2 separate regions of the Homo sapiens genome follow, and region 2 is linked to region 1. A link is a loop called in an ENCODE intact Hi-C map of the cell type or tissue named here. Cell type or tissue: chondrocyte. All regions are shown on one strand.

Region 1 (4,000 bases):
AGCACATGGGCACTCTGTCCTGGCATCTGACGGGAAGGGCCCCTCAGCTGTGGGCCCTCCTCAGTGGTGCCCAAGTACAGGGTGTAGCATTTAAAGACTACTCTCTCTCAAAAAGGAGGACGGTGTCACTTAGACCCAGGCTTGCATCCAAAGCCCACCACTCACCAGCTCTGCTCCCTAAGGTAAGTCCCTTCCTTTCTTGGTGCCCCAGTGTCCTGTCTGCAGGGTAGGCAGCTGGGTTCCAGTTCTGCCACTGGCCAACCCCAACTATTGTGATGATCAGGCAAAGAATGGTGGCGAAGGTGCCCTGCATCCTCACTGTCCTTCCCAGCTGACACAGTGACCCTCGCAGGGCTGAGCATCCCAGGTGAGGTGTGCTCAGTGGGGAGGCCCCAAGCCTGCAGACAAGTGGCCTGGGCAAGAGGAGGCAGGAGAGTCGGACTCTCAGGAGTCCAACTCAGAAAAGTGCCAAAGAATGTGTGTGTGTGTGTGTGTGTGTGTGTGTGTGTGTGTGTGTGAGAGAGAGAGAGAGAGTGAGAGAGAAAGAGCAGGGGTACGGGGGGCAATGACTACTACCACAATAAGCCCACCCCTACATTTAAGGATGTTAGTCTTCTAAGCACTTGACCTATATCATCTCATTTAATTCTCACAATCACCTATTGAGGAAATTACTGTAATTCCCATTTTACGGATGAGAAAACAGTTTCCGGAAAGTGAAGTGACTTACCCCCAGAGTTACCCAGCTCATAAGGGCTTTGGAGCTGGGATTTATCCAGTTCTACATGACCTGAATACTGTGTTTTCTCCAGCACATGCTGAGCCGACTGCCCCCAATAGAACTGTCTTTTTTTTGCCCATGAAGAAAAGGAGGCTCAGAGAAGTGACTTACCCAAAGTCACACAAGGAGAAAATAGCAGGGTCACGATCAGAATCCAGTTCATCTGTCTCCAAAGCAAATGTTCCCACTATACCAAATCAAGGTCTCCTTCCCTAAGCCCTGCCAACGACCCCTCACACGCAGGAGCAGGGCAGACTAGCTCACAGTCTGGCCTCTGAGGTCCTCTCTCCCTCCTCTCGGCCTCAGCTGACTTACTGGCAGAGTGGGGTCCTGGGAGAGCTGCTGCGGACGTTCCTGTCAAGCAGTGAATCACTAAGGGCAAGCCTCGTTCTGGAGACATGTGCATCCCACGGGGGAATTAGACCTTAACCCAAAGGAATGTGGCTGTGATGGCGGAATTTCAGGCAGCTCGGCGTGGGGGTGGGGGCCCCTCACATCTTACCACCCATGAAGAAGGCTGGGTTCAGAGCCCCTTGGAGAGCGGTGGGTGCCCCCTACCCCACTACGAGAAATGGGCAGGCCATCTAGTGCTGTGGGATGGGCAGCCCCACGCCTGGCTGGGATCGGAGCGTTGCAGGAAACCTGAATTCAAATTCCGGTTTGCCCTTGCCTAGCTGTGTGTTCCTGGGCAAGTCACGGTCTTCAGGCCATTGTTTTCCCAGCTGTCAAATGGGAAGGCCGGCCTCACCCCTTTGCGGGAAAGATCCGCCAAGACAGGAGCGCTGGGGAACTCCCAGGGACCGAGGGAGGGTCAGCCCCGGCTCCACGCGCGCAGTGGGGATGGCGGGAGGGGAGTGTTTGGGGGGCGTCCCTTGGGACCAGCCCCCGCCTTGCGCTCGCTAGAGGCGCGCGACAGTGCGCCCCCCGAGGGCCGGCCAGCCTCGCCTGCCCGGCGGCTCCTACCTGGCTCAGCGCGGCCGCAGCTCCTCTCCCGGGCAGTCTCGGCACATTTTGCGCAAACCCGCCCCCGGGTCCCACCCCGCGCCAGACCCCGGGGTCACGGCCCGAGGAGGAGCAGGCCGCTCAGCTGCCCCACCGGAGCCCCCGCGCTCCGGCTGCAATTTAAATACCTCTCCCGCCGGCCCGCCCCGCCACGCCCCCCTCTGGCGAGGCCGTGGGGTCCTAGCGCCTGGCCCCGTGCCTCGGTTTATCCGGAGCCGGCGGGGGCGGAGTGGGGTGGGGCGGCGAAGCATCTTCACCACCCTGGGACCTCGGCCGGGAAGGGGCGGGGGCCCAGTGTGGGGGGATGAGAGGGCGGGAGGGAGAGGGGTTGCAGAGGAAGCGCCGTGGGAGCGAGGCCCATCCCAGCGGCCGCCGCACGTGCAGTTCGCGGCCCCGCGGGGTCCGGAGGGGGGCGCGGTGGCTCTAGGAGCCGCAGGTCCACAGAGGAAATCCGGCCTGGCCCCGATTTCCCAGCTGCTGGCGCCGCCGCACTTAACGCGGGGGCAAACAGGCGAGGTGACGGCGGGGCTGAATGCGGAAGGAAATGACCCTTCGCTGGCCCTGGGGCGGCCGCGGAGGGGGTTCCCCGCACCAAGCCGTCCACTCTGGTGGGTCCTGGCAGGTCACTTTTCCTCTCCGGATTGTGCTCTAGTGTCTGGACCCGTACTCCTCCATCATCTGCGGGACCCTTCAACAGCCTGTGAAACGGCACCATCAAAGTCCTGTTTTCGGATGGAGAAGCTGAGGCTAGGGGTGGGGGCAGTGTGTACACATGAAAACCAATTGTCTGAGACTAGTAAGGTCCCTATTTATAGCTGGGGAACCTGAGGCTCAGAAAAGGTTAAATGGCGTGTCCAAAGTCAACACAGCTAATAAGAATCAGTGATTTGAGCCCAATCTGTTCATAAAGCTAAGTCTGATTCAGTTTGGGCATTATCTTGCCCGAATTTTTAAAGTACTGTGCAAATATGGGGTGGCGGTATTGTCATTTAGATTGGAGGTTGAAGCAGATCTTTCCCAAAGCCACCTCTCTTCTAGATGCCTTGACCCTACCAAATCACAGGTACCCTGCCTTGCTGCCTGTGGACTCTAGTATGCGGGTCCCTAGAAGAGAGGGGCCCTGGCTGTCCTCCAGGTCCTGGTTCCAAGTGTAGAAGGGGCCTCTTCCACAGTGTTTCTCTTCCCTGATCGTCACCAGCCCTGAGAGTGGGGCAGGGTGCCCCATTTTACATGCATGAAAGTGACCACCCAGGGCCTTGTGGCAAATCAGGGTAAGGCTGGGCTCAGAAGCGGGATTCCCTGAAGTCTCTACAGTTACTGCCTTTTCTTACCCCTGTTCAGTCCACTGTGGAGATGGATCTGGGGAGATGGGGTCAACCCAGAGAGGACAAGCCATGATAGCAGGTGCCATAGGGGCCTGACCTAGTCTTAGAAGAGGAAATCAGGGAAGGCTTCCCTAAGGAGGAGGCCTGAGCTGCAGTGAGGGGATGGGCAGGAGGTGCAGGTAAGGAATCTCTCAGCAGGGCCTGCGAAGGGTATCCAAACCTCTTTCCCTTCCCTCCCAGCCACCCAAGGCCTCAGATCTATGTCCACAGGGTCCTAGCTGGTCCATCCAGCCCCCTCTCTGGTCTCTAGTGCTCCATTTGGTCAAATGGAACCTCAGTGCCCCTATCTGTAAAGTGGGAAAGATAGTAGCTACTACTTGGAGTTGGTGCTAGAACTAAGTGCAATGGATCCAGCTGGAGCCTGCACCCAGTGGTTGTTAGGCAACTTCTCACTGCCTTTATTGTGGCAGTTGGTGGATACTCCTATATCCTGTGGGCTTCCTTTTCCAGGTCCCTGTCCAAGGGGCCAAATGTTCAGGAAAGTGCTTTGAAGCTGCCCTGCAGTATGAGCAGAGTGACTGGATCATTCGGGCAGTTCCTGGCCTTGTGTATCAGACCAGCTCCCAGCCATCCAGACCCAGGCTCGCTGAGCACTGCCTCACCCTTCCCGGAGCTGCTACCAAGCAGAAATCACTGGGCCATGGCAGAGCTTCTGCTAGGGCCCAGGAGGGCGGGGCTGGGGCTATGGTGGGCTGGGGGTGAGTGCCCCACCTCCCACTCCCCCGCCCCCAGAGGCTGTGGTTGTGGTTAGTCAGCTCGTGGGGTTCCACCTTACTCAGTGCCCGGATGGGGCTCCCCCACATTTGAGGCAGATGGGCAACCAAGCGTGCCC
Region 2 (4,000 bases), 120 kb before region 1:
GACAAGGCAGTGTACCTATGATATTTACTTACACAGAGGTCTACAGCAAGTGTTCTTCTACTGGTACTCGTCTTGCAGATAATAAAGGGCAAAATTAGGCTACATTTACATTTACATTTGCTTAATAATAAATGAAAGCTTTATTCAAAGTTCTTCTCTTGAATTAGGCAATAGATTTGAGCCTCCTTTGTTAGAAGAGGCACCATAAAGGAGTGGAAAGATTGCTTTCAGTTGTACAAGATTTGGATTTGAATCTTGGCATTAACCCTGACCAACTGTGTGACTTTGGTTAAGTCATCTACCCTCTCAGTTTCCTCATTTGTAAATGGGAATAATAATTTTCTTATAGTGTTGTCACAGGGATTTAGCAGAATATGATGGGATTTAGTAGAATGTGATGTGTGAAAGCACCTTGCACAGTGCCTGGCATGTAGTAGTTGTCCAGTTGTCCAAAAAATGTCAGTTTTCTTTTTTTTTTTTTTCTTGATATTGTTGGGGAAGTTATTCTGCTACCTTTTCTTACCATAAAGATTCTCCTGTGTCTTCTCTTCCAGGCTATTCCTCAGTATGCTATTCCTTGTCACTCCAGCTCCAATGTGGTGGTGGAGCCCAGTGGGCTTCTTGAGCTAAACAACTTCACTAGTCAACAGCTGGATGATGAGGAGACAGCAATGGAGCAGGACATAGACAGTAGCACGGAGGATGGAACTGAACCCAGCCCTTCTCAGAGCTCTGCTGAACGGTCCTAGTGTTTGGACACAATAGTGCACTTTAAAACCTGCTTGGTTACCAAGTGTCCAGGGAAACCCTTGTATTTTGATGACTAAAAAGAGCACTTTGCCCGTACTTAGGCTGTGGACCCTAAAACAGCAGTGTTTCAACAAGATGTTGCTGCAGGAGCAGCTTTTTAAAACAAGATAAAACTCACAGGGGAATGTACTTTTTTAAAAAAAAATGAAAAAGAAAAAAAAAGCTGCACATTTACAGTGACTTAAGACCTGGTCTTCTTTCTCTGTTGGATCATGGCCGGTGAAACAGTTTTGTCTTGCAGTGGAAAGAGACTTCCTGTGAATGTTTCTCAACTGGTTTCTACTGAGCAAAATACCATCTAAAAGGAGAATGTGAATAGTTGTATTTTGAAATGATGTGTCAGGAAAAGTTTTTTAAAAACTTGTATGTTTTTGCAAATCCCTGGAAGTGTTGAATTGGTTAAAATTTTACATTTTCTCAGTTCATAATTAGTTTATAAACACCTAGAATAATACTGGCATTAAAGAATCCTTGTTGGATGGTAGAAATCAGATCCCTAACCAGTGGGAGGTACTTTTTGGGTGGCTTGTGCATTCTTATCAGTTGTGTGCTAATTTATTGTATTGTTCCTTTGTGCTCTAAGCAGCACACTTGCCTTCTATTTATTTAAGTGTAAACATTTCAAAGCAGGCCGTACTCCTTCTGACAAATTTCTTGTAAACCAGGATTGCCTACGCTTTCCACTGTCGTCGTCTCCCCACTTTCCCTCTTCCTTTAAGAAAACTTACTAAAAAATGTTTCATTGCGAAGCAGAGGAAAAGAAACGTTTTCAGACCTAAAGGAAATGTTTGGTCATGTTAAGAAAACAAATTATTCATTCATATGATGCTTTCTTAACGTTGAAATTGCACATTCACATTGGACTGAGACTTTGAAAATAACTTTTACATACTTTTGTTTAAGCCCCTTTGAAATGTATAAAAAGTTCATTTACAGTTCTAAATGTAATGTTTTTAAGCCTTCTATCTTTTTAGGACACAGTTTGTTTAAGCAATATGTTTTGGTCTTGTGATCACTGTCTGTCACAAGTAGAGTGAAAGGGGTAAGGGGGTGGGAGGGTAAGAGTTTTGACAAGTTGTGGCAAAGGAAACTATACTTTTCATTTTTAAAAATGTAAATAGAAAAGTTTTTAACGGTTTTATATAGATTTCACTATAAATAAGCATTTTAAGACTGACAAATGTTGAACTGTACATACATTTATCAGCATAACTGCCCAGTTTTTTTGGTGCTGAAGTACTGTAAGTAGAATTCATCAACGGTCTCCTAATTTTTGCATCTACATCTGGGGGGAAAAAGCTGTGATACTATAGTTAATAAATTCCCACTAGAGTGACACTGAAGATTTAAACACAAGCATTCATAAGATGCGCTGATCTCTGGTGGTTGTCACTAGTTCTGCTAGGTGATAATGATTTACCCATAGATGGAGCTGTTGGATATTATTTTATTGTACAAATTCATGTTTAAAAAACTTTGTGACTGTTTCTAGTTAAGTAATTTTTTAACCTTTCTTGGGTCATAGACTTCTTTGGTAAACTATGAACTCTCACCAAAAAGATACACATGCAACATGTTAAATACATGTTAGACTTTGCATACAATTTTAGGGGCTCATGGGCCTCTAAGCCTATCCATGTATTCCAGGTTAAGCCCTCTGTTATGATCAATCCATTACTTACAGATTAAGTTTTTATAAAATAAAGTATCTTTTAAATATTCATGGATCAAGTAACAAGAGCAAACTTGAATAAAGTTATGTTCTACATATTTTGGCAGCATAGCATACCTGTGTCCCTTGAGAATTTAGCCTTCATATGTTTCTGCAATTGGAATGGCAAATAAAAGTGCTATCATCTACATTTTTTTAAAGAATTACAAATATTAAGAAATTATCAAGTGAAATTTAAAATTTTTCTTTTAAAGGTGTTAATTCCAAATAGAGCATGCATTCATTTATTTATTCAACAAATATTAATTGAGCATCTTCTGTATGACAAGTAGTATTCTGTGCACTGGGGATACCATAGTGAACAAACAGGAAATCCTATCCTTATGAAGTTTATAAACAGGGCTTCCTGCTCATGAAATGGATACAAGGAATGAAGACAGGAGAAAATAAGAACAATACTTAGGTTTTTTTATAAAGTGGATAGATGATGATGCCATATATGGATTTTCAGACATCCCTTTACTGAAAGTCTTAGCATTATATCTATTAGTATTCCACATTTAAGTACATAATTTAAAAGTAATTTAAAGTCATCTCTTTGAAGGATATTAACAAATTACAATGCAAATGCTACAGAATTTTTAGAATCCTAACAACTATTAGGCAGTGATAAGAAAAATCCATTTGGCTTAAAGTAAACTTTAATAAGTGCCTAGTATTGCAGATGCAGTTTATGGTGAACTTAGAGGATTAAAAACCAAAGGGGGCTTCATTGAGATATTCACATGCCATAAACTCTCCCATTTAAAGTATACCGTTTAATGGTTTTAGTATATCCACAGAGTTGGGCAAGCCATTACCACAATCAATTTGAGAACATTTTCATTAATCACAAAAGAAATCCTGAAATGAAACCACCACCACCATCGCTCCAGCCCTGGGTGGCCACTCCTCTACTTTCTGCCTCTTATGGATGTGCCATAAGAAATGTGGACATTTCATATAAATGAGATTATATAATATGTGGTCTTTTGTGACTTCTTTCACTTAGCGTATTTTCAAGGTTCATCCGTGTTGTAGAATGTGTCAGTACTACATTTCTTTTTATGGCCATTCCATTGTGTGAAATATATCACATTTTGTTTACCCGTTTATCAGCTGATGGATATTTGCATTGTTTACACTTTTGGGCTATTATGAATGATGCTGCTATGAACAATTTGTGTACAAGTTTTACGTATTTTCAGTTCTTATGGGTATATACCTAGGAGTGAAATTGCTGGGTCATACAGTGACTGTTTAACCTTCTGAGCAAGTGCCAGACTCTTTTCCACAGGGACTGCATATCAGCAGTCTATAGGAGTTTCAGTTTCTCCACATCCTTGCCAACACTTGCTGCTGTTTGTCTTTTTTATTCTAGTCATCCTCATGTATGAATTGTAAAGTGCTACCCCATTGTGGTTCTAATTTCCATTCCTCTGATGGCTAATGATGAGCATCTTTTCATGTGCATATTGG

What was found. Peaks named below come from ENCODE experiments on the same cell type or tissue, not always from the same donor. Only the 100,000 strongest peaks of a DNase experiment are listed, where the experiment ranks them.
Region 2: it touches region 1 in a loop (3-fold over the local background); 13 of 110 quality-filtered maps call a loop at or near these places.

What each region holds. Positions count from the first base shown.
Region 1 is chr11:76,668,870-76,672,869 of GRCh38, forward strand. It overlaps LRRC32 (leucine rich repeat containing 32), which reads right to left and starts at 1,878. Exons shown (of 3, transcript NM_001128922.2): 1 at 1,745-1,878. RefSeq lists silencers at 1,633-1,762, 1,823-2,022, 3,755-3,994. In chondrocyte, a CTCF peak has its summit at 1,854; DNase peaks (open chromatin) are centred at 1,442, 1,902 and 2,042.
Region 2 is chr11:76,549,398-76,553,397 of GRCh38, forward strand. It overlaps EMSY (EMSY transcriptional repressor, BRCA2 interacting), which reads left to right. Exons shown (of 22, transcript NM_001300942.2): 22 at 555-3,634. The coding sequence ends at 749. Among named protein-coding and RNA genes, the nearest start is that of LINC02757, 79 kb to the right of the region's middle. RefSeq lists an enhancer at 3,701-4,000. In chondrocyte, CTCF peaks have their summits at 2,224 and 2,430; no DNase peak of the experiment used is centred here.